Linked DNA regions of Homo sapiens: region 1 is linked to region 2. Evidence: chromatin contacts called from ENCODE Hi-C or POLR2A ChIA-PET data. All regions are on one chromosome and are shown on one strand. The core of a region is the stretch at or near the end of the contact, and the rest is flanking DNA. Distances in the headings are between cores, read along the strand shown. Region 1 has its middle 42 kb from the start of HDGFL1. Region 2 holds the start of CASC15 (cancer susceptibility 15).

Evidence for each region. Hi-C counts contacts between places; a loop is a spot of excess contacts on that map. ChIA-PET counts read pairs that join two places held with the same protein, here RNA polymerase II (POLR2A). Pooled maps may share reads with other maps.
Region 1: a loop to region 2 is called in a pooled map, with 2.1 times the contacts of the local background. The contact joins the enhancer-like site here to the promoter of CASC15 in region 2. A Hi-C loop is called at or near these places in 2 of 50 pooled maps. POLR2A ChIA-PET finds 5 or more read pairs at or near these places in 2 of 52 experiments (HEK293 and activated T-cell).

What each region holds. Positions count from the first base shown.
Region 1 is chr6:22,608,237-22,615,704 of GRCh38, reverse strand. No RefSeq gene overlaps it. Among named protein-coding and RNA genes, the nearest start is that of HDGFL1, 42 kb to the right of the region's middle. Within about 2 kb of position 1,748, at least 2 of the 41 ENCODE cell types and tissues checked have a DNase peak (open chromatin) inside an H3K27ac peak, as active enhancers do.
Region 2 is chr6:21,660,530-21,667,876 of GRCh38, reverse strand. CASC15 (cancer susceptibility 15) reads right to left here and starts at 1,464. Exons shown (of 12, transcript NR_015410.2): 1 at 1,232-1,464. LOC124901483 reads left to right here and starts at 1,817. Exons shown (of 3, transcript XM_047419653.1): 1 at 1,817-1,825; 2 at 2,062-2,230; 3 at 2,919-3,336. The coding sequence starts at 1,817. The coding sequence ends at 3,322. RefSeq lists a silencer at 1,905-2,199.

The sequences.
Region 1 (7,468 bases), core at 499-2,998, 950 kb before region 2:
ACTCATTAAACAATTCTCTCCTCCTTCCTTTTCTCAGCCTCTAGAAACCATCATGCTACTTTCTGTCCTTCCAATTCAAATGTCAGTCTGTAATTTTAACAAATTTACCATTATTGGCTTATTGTGTAGAAGCCTTGTTTCCTTACATTTTTTACAGCAAAAAACAAATACAATAAATACAATAATTTATCAGCTTTTAAAATTATAAATGATTTCAAAAAATATCCTTCTGCTCCTTCTCTAGTGCTAGTGTCTGTGTTTTGTGTTATACAATCACTTCATACAGTACTTACTTGTTTTGAAAAGAGATTGCCTCATCCTTGAAACAAATGGATTATTCTGTTTTAGTATTATTCAGTTTTATCTGAATCTAATTAGAATCATCCTTTCAAATCTTAAGATATAGGAGGTATCACTGTTCACACCGGTCAACTTTCTGGTACCGTGTTGTCTTTAATTTAGTATCTGTTGGTCTGAGAAACAATCTCATGGTGTTATGACTAGATTACCTTGTCTAGACATAAGGGAAGAATCTTATTCTGTCTAGTCTGAAGTTCTCTGTATTTCTTGCATTGCAGAAAAATCCCAAATAGTGAAGAAAATCTAAAATATTACTCACATCCATTTTGACCTCATTAGCATTTCATTACTGAGGAATATTGGGGTGGAGAGATGCATTAGAGATTGAAGCAGGGCCAAGGGGTGAAACAGTGTATTTGGATTAAATAGAGGTGGGCTTTTACAAAGCAGAAAGGTGGGTTTGTGCCTCCATGAGTATGCGTAGATGGAAATCCCCTACCTCATTAACCCATGTGCCTTTCTCACTCTGCCTCCAGGCTAAGTTTTCCTTAGTTGACTCTCCAACTTTTTCCTGACACATTTTTGACCCACATTTCTAGTTTCCACTGTTGAAACTGTATCTCTTTCCCTATTTTCATGAGCATTATAATGGAAAAATTGCAGAGGCTGAGTCAGACACTGCTGATCACCAACAATGTAGCCAGAATATCCTCTTTCATATTTAAAGAAGACGAAGCTGGTAATGCTTTCCCCCTCAACACCACATGCTCCATTCTGACCTAAAATCCAGTATAGGCTACCAGTCTTTTTAAAACTGCACACATAGACAAAGTATCTTTTGCCGATAACTGCAGATGGTCTTTGGAGACCCAATTCCTCTTTCCTACTACCATTGTCTTTACCGTTGTCTTTTCTTAGAAGTATCTTGGCAGGAGAAAATATACATAAATTGTGCAAATTGCCAACATTATATTGAGATGCTATTTGCAAGGATTTCTTTCTCAAATATATTCATTTTTTAACATCTTCAAATCAAGTTTAATTCTGATATGGTAAGTTTAAATTATGGAAGTATTTTTTATGGTCAGGGTTGAATGACTTTCAGCTTTTCAAATTCTATTTCATGTCCATAATACATGTTAGTTTAATGAATGGCCTTTGTGGAAGTGACAATAGCTAAATTATAAAATCTGTCAAAAATCCATTTTACTATGGTCTAGTTCTTTATTATTTGGTACAGGAAGGAAAGAACAAGTAGAAATAGAAAAGCATATAGTGTGAAATTCAGGCAAAAAATCATGGGCTAAAGCTTGAAATTAAAATCTCAACTACAGCTTAGCTGAAGAAAACAAAAACAATCTGCATCTAGAATGGGAGTGTGGGGTGTGTGTGTGTGTGTGTGTGTGTGTGTGTGTTCACTATGGCACATGGACATTCTATGAATTAGCTCATTGGCTATGACTGCTGTGTTTCTTATGGAAAGAATGGATGACTTGTTAGCATGATCTCATCCATCCTCCGGGAGCTGGAGGTTGTTTATGTGTAGAGGGAATTAACAATAATAATTCTGAAGAGAGGAAGTGTTTTGGAATGTCTAGAGTCAGCTGCCTAGATTCTATTTCTGGACCCATCAGTTTTTTGTTAGGAGGCTTTAGACAGGTCATATTTCCTTAGGACCGTTGTTTCAGTATCTGTTTGATTGGCATACGAATAGCTTCCATTTTATTACTTCATGGATATTTTGTGAGTTTTAATAACTTTAGGTAACACAACCTGCAAAATGGCTCTGAAATCTTTGGAGAACCTCCAGAACAAAGGAGGAAGTGTTACTTCTCTGGAGAAAATGTAATATCTTTTCATAGCAAGTGTTGTATGGTCTTTTTTTTAATGAAAATTCTCAAGATTGCCAAGCATATTCTATAAACTTTCTCTTCAGAATTGCCACTTTGCAGCTTCTCACCAGGAGCTATATGAGTTTCACATTACCTCAGGATTAGATATGTTGTTTGACACATTTTCTTATTATTTTTCAAAAGGGAAAAATCACAGTAAATTTAGGAGTCACTAGGTGACAGAAATTTCAGGACTGTTTTTGGAGTAACAGTTGTTCTTCATATTAAACATGCATCTGTGAGGACAAGTCCATTCCTCCTGGAGGGATGCCCTGGGCAGGCAAGTGTGTAGAAGCAGGTCATAACATTGTTTATCTGATTGGGACCAGAGACAAAGCACATAGGTGTTTGAGACTCAGCTCTAGGGAAAATGACTAAACAAATGGGTTTGCAAGAATCTCGAGACCAAGTAGGAACATTCATCTCTGCCAATTAATAAGAAAAACTTAAATTTTCAGCACACTTTACAGTCTAAAACAGCACATTCATGTATGTAGTTTCACAAAAACTGTGCAGAGCAATGTATTGTTTCAACATGAGAAAACTGAAAATTGGAGTTATTAATACTAATTGATTTGTCCAAGGTTGCACAGCTAGAGAGTTAGTACTCTAAGCCTGGTATTTTGATTCTTCACCTGGTGATTTATGCTGTACTCTTGATTCTATACATAGGAGGGAAAGGGGAACTCTTACATTTCATCCTTCCTACCTGCCTTCCTGCAAACTTTTATTCTCTACTTACTGCCAGTTGAGAGTCACTGACATAGTCAGCCATCATTACTGTGGAATGGGTTTCCTTCAGATGTTTGAGGGCAGAAAATAACTTGGCGATCACAGAATATAGCTTTTTTTGCGGGTGTTTTTCTTTCCTTTTTATGTAAATGTTGACACTATATCATGAACATGAAATACGTTTCTTCATTTTCTCAAGCAATGACTCTATAGTATACTCAGAAACTTGTGACCTTGTTTATCCTTACTCAGAATAGAAGTTTGGCTGCTGTTTTATGCCCTGATAACAGCACTAGCCACCTCCACTCCCTCTATCTAAAACTAACATTTCCCAGGCCTAATTCCCTTCACTGCTAGTGCTCTAAGTTTTTTTTTACTAACGTACATTCTAACTGAAAACACATGACACTGGAGAGATTAAAACCCCTCCAATACATAACCGAAGAAACATTTCATAACTTGACTTTTCTCTGGACTATATTCCAATGAGATTTTCATGTGGTGCAGATGTTGAGCTTCACATTGGCATCTATGTTTTGGCATAAACTTGAAGAGAGAAATAAAACGAGCTTGTTTTCTTGTGAAAATCTCATATCAGCCCTCGGAGAAAGGAACAGGGAACTGTTTCAAGAAAGACATACCTTAATTTTGTTGCAAATCCTTTTCTGCCTTCCAGCCTTCAATATCAATATGTCACACTAAATTATTTCATTAAGTACTTCATCTCCTTTGTAACCTGCTTGTCTTTGAGGACAAACTTCAGAGCTGCCATGTACACATCTGCAATATTTCTACTCAAAGGACACATGCTGACTCTTAACTGGAAAGCGATGTGCATTCTTTTCTTCTTCCCTTCATAAATATATATTGCAATTGCCACTGTTATTTAAAAAATTATCCTTTGGTCCTTAGTGATCTACCATGCTCTACTCTCCCTTCATTCTTAAGCTGACCTTGCTCTCTCAAAAAGACAAGAAGACAACCTTAAGTGACAACGAGACAAATTTCATTTTGTTGGGAACTGCCTTTTCAATTATTTCTCTCTTCTCGATTTCTCCTTGCTGACCTGGTCCAAGCTGTTACTTTGACAGGGGTCCCTAACCTCCAAATTAAAATATGCAAATTGTTATGCTTCCTGCACTAGGGCCGGTATAGTCTATGCATTGTAATTGCAAAAGATTGTTCTGTTCCATTTTACACCAGAAGAATATAGTTACCTACGTCTGCCATTTCCTATTATGAGAAAAATAATACCTTGCAGACTGATACATTATAAGCAATACATTTATGCATTAGTATATTTCTACTTCGAAAACGAAAGATTATTATTTTTCATGACCCACATTCTGCCACAAGGAAAATATATCCAGGTATATCCAAATAGTCTCAAAGACTTGTGTATATATTTTACATGTTTCTATATTGGGACTTAGTCTAATTTAATTTGAAACATCACTGAATTTTTAAGTACTTAATTTTTATGTAACAGACTTGAAATATGGAACATTTACTAGTCAATGAATTTTTCTTCCTATCTCTCTTCTAGTACATTTTTGGAGATTGGATGCTTTCCCTAGTCACCTGATCAATCCGTACTGTTCCAGGCTGATAGGCAAGGCATTTTCAAGATCATCATACGTATTCTTTATCTCTGTGTACAAACAGAATATTTTCCCATTATTTTTAAAAGTTATCTTTCTCAACCCCATAAAAAAATTGACTTTATAAATATCCATTGTGTTGGGCCGGGCGCGGTGGCTCACGCTTGTAATCCCAACACTTTGGGAGGCTGAAGCGGGTGGATCACTTGAGGCCAGGAGTTCGTGACCAGCCTGGCCAACATGGAGAAACCCCATCTCTACTAAAATTACAAAAATTAGCCAGGTGCAGTGGCACACACCTGTAATCCCAGCTACTCGGGAGGCTGAGGTATGAGAATCACTTGAGCCCAGGAGGCAGAGGTTGCAGTGAGCCAAGATCGCACCACTGCACTCCAGCCTGGGTGACAGAGCGAGACTCTATCTCAAAAAAACAAAAACAAACAACAAAACAAACCATTGTGATGATAATCTAAATAAACGGAAATGTACAATATTTAGAAATTGCTTAAAGCTTATCTCTTTGTTGCTATCATACTTGCCATGGTTGTCAGAAATTCCGAGTGATCATGAATTGTCTCCTGAGCATCATCATTTCCTCCAGATTCTTTCAGAGGACCTGGGAAGAAAGCCCATTTGGCAATCACTGCATGGGAGTCACTTACCTACAGAAGAAATAGCAATAATAAATAAAACTACTCGAAAATCAAAAGGTTATTTGTTGCTTTGAGATATATTTGATATTTTCTAAATACTTTTTTGTGAAAATTTGATTGTGTTAGACTGATTTATGGTAAATATTTTATTCCTAAACTTTTATTGATTGAAGCAAAACATATGACGTAATGAGAAGAAAGCCACCTGGAATTCAAAATTGTATACAACGTAAATCACAGGTAAAGAGAAATGAAAGCTGAACTCAATGCTAAGCAACCGAACATCAAATTTTATGTCTATTGGTAATGAGCAGTGTGGACACCAGGTATGTAACCTATCTGGTCTTTATTTTCCATATAAATTAAATTCCATATTCCAAGTCAGTGAACTTTAGAGCTGAATCTGCTCATCTAGTTAACCCTCTCGGTTTAAGCAGGCTAAGAGAGGATACATTATTTGACATTATCCATCTATCAATCATCTACTAAGGCAGGCCTAGACTCTATGTCATTAATTCTTTCCTTTAATGGACACTATGCTAAGGACTGATAGGGTAGGAGAAATCATTTTGAGGCTACGTAAAGATGGTAGGGAGTGGATGTAGGTGAGAAAATTGATAGTTGACTGTTACTGCAGTCCAGGCCATCTGAGAGTGTGCAGAAGTCTCCTCAGTCTTCTCCCTGCTTCAGAGTGCTGTGGAGTTATGGTCTAGCTCCAGTGTGTATTCTCCTCTCTCGTTTGATTGGTCTTCCTTTCTTAGAGATTGTAACAAGTCATTCCTCAATTACCTTGTCAAGTGGTTGTCAGATTTTAACAAAAGGAAACAAAAGCAAAAGGGCCAGGTGTTTTTTATTTTGTCTCCCCAGCAATGTTCTTGAGACGTTTGGATTGGACATGATGTGGCAGACATCCCTGTGTTTCCGTCTTGTGTTGAGAGCATGTGGCCATTTGACCATAATACAGGAAGGCAACCAGAAAAGCACTTAGAAGAGGCACAGTCAACCCTCAGTATCCCTGGGGGATTAGTTCCAGGACTCCCCACAGATACTGAAATCTGTGGATGCTCAAGTCCCTTATAAAAAATGGCATAGTGGACGGGTGTGGTGGTTCATGCCTGTAGTCCCAGCACTTTCGGAGGCCAGGGTGGGCAGATCACCTGAGATCAGGAGTTCAGGACCAGCCTGGCCAACATGTTGAAACCCTGTCTCTACTAAAAATACAAAATTAGCCTGGTGTGGTGGCGGGCGCCTGTAATCCCAGCTACTCGGAAAGCTGAGGCAGGAGAATCACTTGAACCCGCGAGACAGAGGTTGCAGTGAGCCAAGATCATGCTGTTGCACTCCAGCCTGGGTGACAGAGTGAGACTCCATTTCAAAAAAAAAAGGCATAGTATTTGCATATAGCTACACACATTCTCCAATATACTTTAAATCACCTCTAGATTACTTATACTACCTAATACAAGGTAAATGCTATTTAAATAGTTGTTATACTGTATTGTTTTTTACATTTGTATTTTTTATTGTTGTATCGTTATTTTTATTGTTTTTTCCTAATATTTTCAATCTGTGGTTGGTTGGATCCATAGATGCAGAACCCATGGATATGGAGGGCTGCCTGTAGTCTGTGTATGTACGGGTGTGAACATGGATGTGTGCCAAAATCTAAAGTCAGCTTCTAGAGACTATGTTCTGAACAACATAAAGGGCAGACATGCTGAAGTTTTAGGTTTTTATTTTTTTTCCTTGTGTGAGTGGTCTAAGGGAAAATTGTAAATTTTTACAGACTAAAATAAAAGTGTGGAAGAGAATTTTTCCTGATCTCTTTGAAGAATATCTGTTCTGTAACTGGAAGATACTGATTCTGCGCCTTCTTATCTAATTGCTTTTGCTATTCTTGGGGGAATATAAAAAAAGAAGAAATTCATCATTACAAAATATACTTTACAACTAAATGCCTAAGTTATTAAATAGACTCTCAAAAGAAAGCATTTTTTTCTTCCTAATTCTGTCTTTTCTTTTGAGTTAATATATTTGAAGATGTCCCCCTAACACCCTACATCTTTAGAAATTAATCAAGTTCTAATTTCTCTTTGTAGGAGTAATATTATAAATGTGATTATAAATACATCATATCCTTAAAAGAAATTCAGGTCACTTCCTTTATCATTTGAGGAACAGAGTACTGATTGATAAAGGGGAGGTCGAGAGGATAAGAGAATTTTGGAGGAAAACAATTTATATTTCTTGAACCTTGCTAAGGTTATCCTGAGATAACCTTGCTAAGGTC
Region 2 (7,347 bases), core at 215-2,714:
ACCTCAAGCGATCCACATGTCTCGGCCTCCCAAAGTGCTGGGATTACAGTGAGCCACCGCGCCCGGCCCCCAAAATGCTTTTTCTACAAACCAAATGACAGTATGGGATAAACAACTCCTGTATAAAGTGGAAAAGCGCTGGGAGAAATTGTACCTAAAGTGGCAACGTTTACTGGGTGTTGAGTGTTCCCCTCATTCGCGCATGACCCAACCTAGAAACATTCCTAAGTTAAGCTACTTAGGAAACAAAGTTAGGGCGTCTTCCTTAGCCTATAAAAACGGAGTGGACTGCGCTGCCTCTTCACCCCGCAGCAGCAGAAACAGCCATCCCTCTTTTGGACGGGCGTGGCAGATAGAAACAAAAGGTTAAAACACAAAAGGCGGGGCGGAAGGCTGGGTCAGAGGAGCTTCTGGGGCTCACGTTCTGCTTTCTATTCAAACACACTGAAGTGGGGTTGGGGGCGGGGGGTGATGGAAAGTGAGAGAGGTGAGGACGGATACCAAGGATTGCCTGGGTTATTCCGGGTGGATCGTGAAACTGAAAGGGGCGGACGGGATGGCTCTAACTAGTGGTCCAGGCCCCATCCCCTCCATCCCTGCATCTCTGACAGTCTGTAACCTGTGGCTTCCTCCACCCCATCTCAGCCCCGAAGAAAACTTTCTGAACTCTTAGCTGTTTGTTGTAAACCTCTCCTTGACCGCTAACACAAGGGACCAATCCCCTCCAACCCAAACCTTTCTTCCTTCCATTGTTGCAGCGTTTTTATATTGTGCGTGGTATCTACAGAGCGCTCTGCAGACAGCTAAGTTATACAAACGACCCCCATATCCATATCGCTTTCTTTTGCATGACCAGGGTCAGGGCTAGGGTGGGGGCGAGGCTGGACTTGACCCTCTCAATTTCTGCATATTCATCCCTACATGAGTGCAGCTGGAAGAACGCGAAGCAATACCCCCTCACCCCACCCTTTTGAAACCCTCCTCCCCATCCCCCCAGCCCCTCATATAAAGAAGCACATAAGATAAATGCCTACTTGGCTTTTGCCTATTAAAAATAAACAAATGAAACAATTGCGCGAGTTCTTTAAAGAACAAAAGAGAAGGGAACGGGGAAAGGAGGTACAATTTACCAGCCAAACTTTGCCACTGGGCTACTCCTCTGCCCTCCGAAGGGCGGGGAGCGGGGCGAGTTGAGGGGAGAGAGGTAAACAAGACAACAGTCCCCACTCACCTTCTTCCCCACTTCGTCGCACTTTTAAGGGACATTTCCCCCGCTGCAGTCCACGAGGCGTTCGGACACTTTTTCCCGGCCTGACAGCAGAGAAAGTCGGGGCGGCAAAGTTGCGAGAGGGAGATACCCCGGCGTCCGGGGGAGAGGGGAGGAAAGAGAGTTCATCAGAGTTCCCCCTTTTGTTCCAAGTCCCGGAGCAGACAAAGAGGCGGCGAGCGGCGGCAGGTTTCTCCCTCTCACCCCTTCTTCCTCTCTCCCTCCCCTCCCTCCCCGCCCCCTCCCTCTCCCCGCATCTCCCGCCCGGCTCGGGAACCTCCGAGGCGAGCTGGGGCTGCTCGGTCCCCAGTTCATCACAACTCTGCCCAGACGGTCTCCTCCCACTGCCAGGCTCGAAACTTTCCCCGGGAGATGCCAGCCCTGGCCCCCTCCGCACCGCGCACAAGTCTGGGGTGGTGGGCAGGGGATCTCCAAAATCATTGTTTCCCGGAGATGCACCTCTTTGTTTGCACTTTCCCTGCCAATCAATGTGAAACATTCACTTGGGCGTCGAGTTTCTGTCCATTTTTCGTCATCCCAAGAGACAAAATGCAAAGGGTAGGGGGTCAACCCTAGATAAAGGCGCTTACACAATCAGAGGTGGGGCGCAGGCTAGGCTCTTCATCCTCCTTCCTCCTCTCGGATTCACCCTCCTCCCTCCTCTCGGATTCACCCTCCTCCACCCAATACACAGAACAACTCAAAGGGGCTCCAAGTGTTAGGAAACTCCTCTCCCGCCCTTCCCCACCTACCCCCACCCACGCTGTCCCTCTGGAGAGCCCTCTAATTGGCAGGACAAAGGCCAGCTCCGGGTTCGGCCGGGGCCTCCGCCCATCCCTCGGGGCTACCTGTTGCTGCAGGCGCAGCGCAACTCGGTCCAGGGGCTCCGAGGAAGAATTCCCAGCTCCAGCATCGCGCCCACCTTCTCAGGCCCCGAACTTCCCCTAATCTCAAACTGCGAAGGCAAGGCTCTCAGGATGACCAGGCGCCCTCTGACCCTACAGCCAGGCGCTGCTCACTCGTCCTCTTCCCTACACCACGTCCTCGTGCTCACCCCAAAGATCTGACTCGGGGTCCCAGGCCGCCTCCTCATCCTCCACCCCCTGCCGCGACACGTCCCAGCCGAGCATCCCCTCTTTCCTTCCCCTCCCCCACTGCCTTGTCCGGGACAAATCAGGTGTCTCGGACCAGGAACAGCTCCCGACCCTTCCCCAGGTCCCTTCCAGTCATTCTCAACCTCCAGAATTGGGACCCCATCCACATGGTCCCCCACCCCTCGACCCTGATCCCAACTTCGGGCCATAGCATTAGCTCGCTGAGTGACTCAGAGCAGCACTCGTTTTCCTTCTAGATCCACTAGAATTGAAGAAAAAGAAAGCAGGGAGGTGGGGGAAATGGGAGAGAGTAGGGGCCCGCATGGGGAAGCAATTTCTAGGGCAAAAGAAAAAAACATTTCAATGCGAACACCCACCCTCCAGTTGGTATCCAGCCCGTCGCGCACCTTTGCCTCCACCCTCTTTCCTTTCTCCCCATCCCAGACTTGGAATCCTTTCGGGTTGGTGAAGTTTGGGGGTAGAAGGATGAGGTAGACGGAACCTTGGGGACCTGGGGGCTATGTCCTGGGTTGGCTTGCGGGGGGAGGGGCATTAAGAGGAGGGCTCCCGCTGGGTCCGGAATGTGGTGGCGGTAGGTCCCTGCACCCGCCCGGCGACTCCTTGCCAAGGTCTCTCCTCCAGAGCAGAACAAAGACGCCGCGAGGAGAGCTTCTGTCCTCGCCTCCCCCGCCCCGCGCTTCACTCGCACCAGCCCACGCCGCTCTCGGAAACTTTACAACCAACTTCCCCTAGAGTTCGTGCGCGCGGCGAGTGGGCCAGAAGGAGAAACCGGGACAATCGCATCCCGGGACCAGAGATGCCCTCTTCCGCGTCCCCTCCTGGACAGGGAGCACCACCTCTTGCACCGCCCGTCCCAGTCTGCGAGCTGGGCGACCCGCGGTGCCAGGGCGAGCGGAGCACGCGCTTTTCCCAGCCCCTTAAGCGAATGATGTTTCTTTAGTCTGGACGCGTACAGTACTGGGCAGTGGGGTCGGAGATAAAGAAGCGGCCGCCGGCCACGCGCAGGGCCGCGGCTCTGGCCGCAAAGTGAGGCCGAGAGCGCAGGAAGAGCACGGGTGTGAGCCGCGCCCGTCGGGCCGGGTTCCTGCGCGTCCCGTTCCGCCCTCGGATCCCAGCGAGCAGCCGCGAGGCAGGACTCAGGGACCGCCCGGGCGGACCTCCTGGAACGTCGGCCTCCTCACCTGCGGGGAGCCCCGACACCTGCGCCGTCTCCTTGCGGAGCCCTGGGTCTCTTGGGCAGTCAGTCGCCTACTGGAAGCTCAGGAACCTCATCTTAGGCGAGGAATCTTGAACGCACCACAACCAACCACAAAGAGAAAACAGCCCCCACCCACTCCTGTCTGGCACATTTTCCTCTTTGTTTAATTATGTTGACTTCCAGAATTCTCTTTTTGGGAGAAGCCTACCCTCCCCCAGACAAAACCTTTCCTTCTGTTATCCTCAGGGATCTGCGTGGAAAATAATGAAAAGTCAGTACTTTGAGACAATTCCATTCTGTTGCCTCTCGAAAATGCTCCAGGTTATAGGGTAAATCAACCAAGATAGAATTTTTGACTTCGAAATAACACCCAATACTCCGCTTACTAATCAGAGCTATTAAAACATTACCGATCCTTTGAAAATGTTTACTGTTTGTTTCTCTCTTTTTTATGGGAATGAAGAGTAAGGGTCATTTGCTAGGTGCAAAAGTCAATATGGCCTTAAGAAGGCTTTCTTCCTGCTGCCTGTCTTTATGAAATATTGCTCTCAGAGCTGTTTGAAGTATCTCCCTTTCCCAACCTGCTTGTGAACAAACATTTCTTCCTGGAATCTTGGTCTTCAACAGGTCAGAGCTCCCCCATCTCTGTAATAAAGCCCACTCCTGGGACAATGTATGAGCTGTTCACTCCTACCTTTTAAAAGCATACCATCTTTTCTCAGATGCCACCACAGCTTTAATATATTTTTAAAGAGTTAATTAACATCATCTAGGCTCAAAGATGGATATAGCAGAGCATATCAGCCAGGTATCTTTTCTGTACTAACAGGGCTGGGGCTCCACCAGTATGTCATGGGCTTCCTACTGGCAGGCCAATGGCATCTTACTCTTCCCTCTCTGCTTCCCCATTCAAGGGCTTCCTGTGGCTGCCAGACCCCACTTTGCCAGTGCAGAGGGGCAGGGCAGAGGAGCCAGGCAGTTAATTCCTCTCAGAGCAGCCCTCAACCAATCAAAGATAGGTGTTGAGGCCAGGCATGGTGGCTCACACCTGTAATCCCAACACTTTGGGAGGCTGAGGTGGGTGGATCATTTGAGGGCAGGAGTTCGAGACCAGCCTGGCCAACATGGTGAAACCTTGTCTCTACTAGAAAATACAAAAATTAGTGGGGCGTGGTAGTATGTGCCTGTAAACCCAGCTACTCGAGAGGCTGAGACAGGAGAATTGCTTGAACCCATGAGGCGGAGGTTGCAGTGAGCCTAAATAGTGCCAGTGCACTCCAGACTGGGCAACGGAGTGACACTCCATCTCAAAAAAAAAAAAAAAAAGGTGTTGATATAAAAATACTCCAGCTTCCCCACTGAGCTTAGGACTACGGTAAATTGTACTCTAGTCTCCCAAAGGTGCCCAACTTTGAGTTTCAGATACACACAGCAGTAACCTCCCCTTTAGGGAACAGTGTTACCTGCCTGCCATCCTTCCTTCCTTTCTTCCTTCCCTCCTGGTTTCTCTACTTATTTCCTTCACTCTCTTCCCTGCCAATGCTTTCTAGGATCTCATCCCAAATAGATTACAATACTTGCCCTCAAATCCTACCCTTTGGGTCAGTTTCTGGGGAAACACAACTAAGAAACCTCTTATATATGTTCTTTCTAAAGGGAGGACTCTGTTCTATTTGGAGAATGAAGTTACAAGATCCGATTTTCTCTAAAAAAGAAGTTATTTAATTAATGAGAAATGTCTTGAGTTATCTAGTTCATTTTCTATGTAATAGTTTAAAATTAGATAGCTTACTGAAGGAAACGTTAAGTAGCAATAAGTAGGATCATATGTCATACGTGAAAGTTTTGCACAGAGAGTCATTAAACAGAAAGAAGCTCCGTAAGTCTAATGCTAGCAATCAGCAATGCAACAGGAAATACTGTTAGAATCACACTTTTGAAAAATTAGTTAGAAGTAACATAGCTTTTGATTGAATCCCCAGTGAGAGTGAAGGAGTATAATAAACATTTCCCATACTATATGACCAGTGAGAGATCCCACAGTGTCTTTCTGCAAACTTCTTATAGCATTGATTGGCCAACTACTTAATGCAACATTTTTCTTTCTTTCTTTCTTTCCTTTTTTTTTTTTTTTGAGACGGAGTCTTGCTCTGTCGCCCAGGCTGGAGTGCAGTGGTGCCATCTCGGCTCACTGCAACCTCCGCCTCCTGGGTTCAAGTGATTCTCCTGCCTCAGCCTCCTGAGTAGCTGGGATTACAGGTGTGCACCACCACACCCAGCTAATTTTTGTATTTTTATTAGAGATGCGGTTTCACCATGTTGGTCAGGCTGGTCTCAAACTCCTGACCTCAGGTGATCCACCCGCCTCGGCCTCCCAAAGCGGTGTGATTACAGGCGTGAGCCACCACACCCAGCCACAACATTTTTTCATATGTGTGAAATGATATATTAAATATCCTCTTAGCCACCATTATGAATAGGTCATCAACTGTTCACATAATTATAGGCGCCTAATGCTGTTCCTAGCTCCAGAATTTTCTTTCTTAGGTTCCTTTCACCTCTGCTTTTCTGAAGTTATCACCGTAGTAGTCATTAGTACTATTCAGCAAATTTTTCTTACTCTCTGGCTACATGGTAGAATGCAATTCCCTGCCTACCCTGGGTCAGATGTGGCCACATGATTTGTTCTGGCCAATGAAATGCGAGCATAAACTATGTTTGTCTCTTCCAGGTGGAAGCTTTAAGATTTTGGTGTATGATTTTGACATGCCCCTTTTCCATCTGCTACCGTGCTGGATAGGGATGCTGATTTACCCTGGATACCAAACTGAGTACCCACCAGGCAACCCTCAGTGGTCATTTAGTGTGAACAGAAATTTTCTTATAACAAACCACTGAAATTTTAGGGTTGTTTGTAATCATAGTCTAACCTGGTTGATTCTTACTTGTTTGGACACTGTCAGTCTTTTATCTTTGCTAAGTTACACGTATGGTTTCCTTACGGGTTTTAGATCTTGGAAAGTTTACTCAGAAGCCCACATGAACTTCCCACAGTATTGTCTAGGAGGATTTCAAGTTTAATGGTAATGTGCAGGGTAAATTGTTTTCTTTATGAAATATTAGTTTATCTTTTTAAAAAAGACCACCAACCAATTAATAAGAAAGGAGTGAGGTCGGGCGTGGTGGCTCATGCATGTAATCCCAGCATTTTGGGAGGCTGAGGAGGCGGATCACTTGAGCTAAAGTGTTGAAGACCATCCTGGCCAACATGACAAAACCCACCTCTATTAAAAATACAAAAGTTGGCCTGGCGCAGTGGCTTACGCCTGTAATCCCAGCACTTTGGGAGGCTGAGGCGGGCGTTTGAAAACAGCCTGGCCAACATGGTGAAACCCCATCTCTACTAAAAATATAAAAATTAGCCAGGCGTCGGCCGGGCGCGGTGGCTCACGCCTGTAATCCCAGCACTTTGGGAGGCTGAGACAGGCGGATCACGAGGTCAGGAGATGGAGACCACCCTGGCTAACACGGTGAAACCCCGTCTCTGCTAAAAATACAAAAAATTAGCCAGGCGGTGGCAGGTGCCCGTAGTCCCAGCTACTCGAGAGGCTGAGGTAGGAGAATGGGGTGAACCCAGGAGGTGGAGCTTGCAGTGAGCCGAGATCACGCCACTGCACTGCAGCCTGGGCGACAGAGCGAGACTCCGTCTCAAAAGAAAATAAACAAACAAACAAACAAACAAATTAGCCAGGCGTCGTATCGTGTGC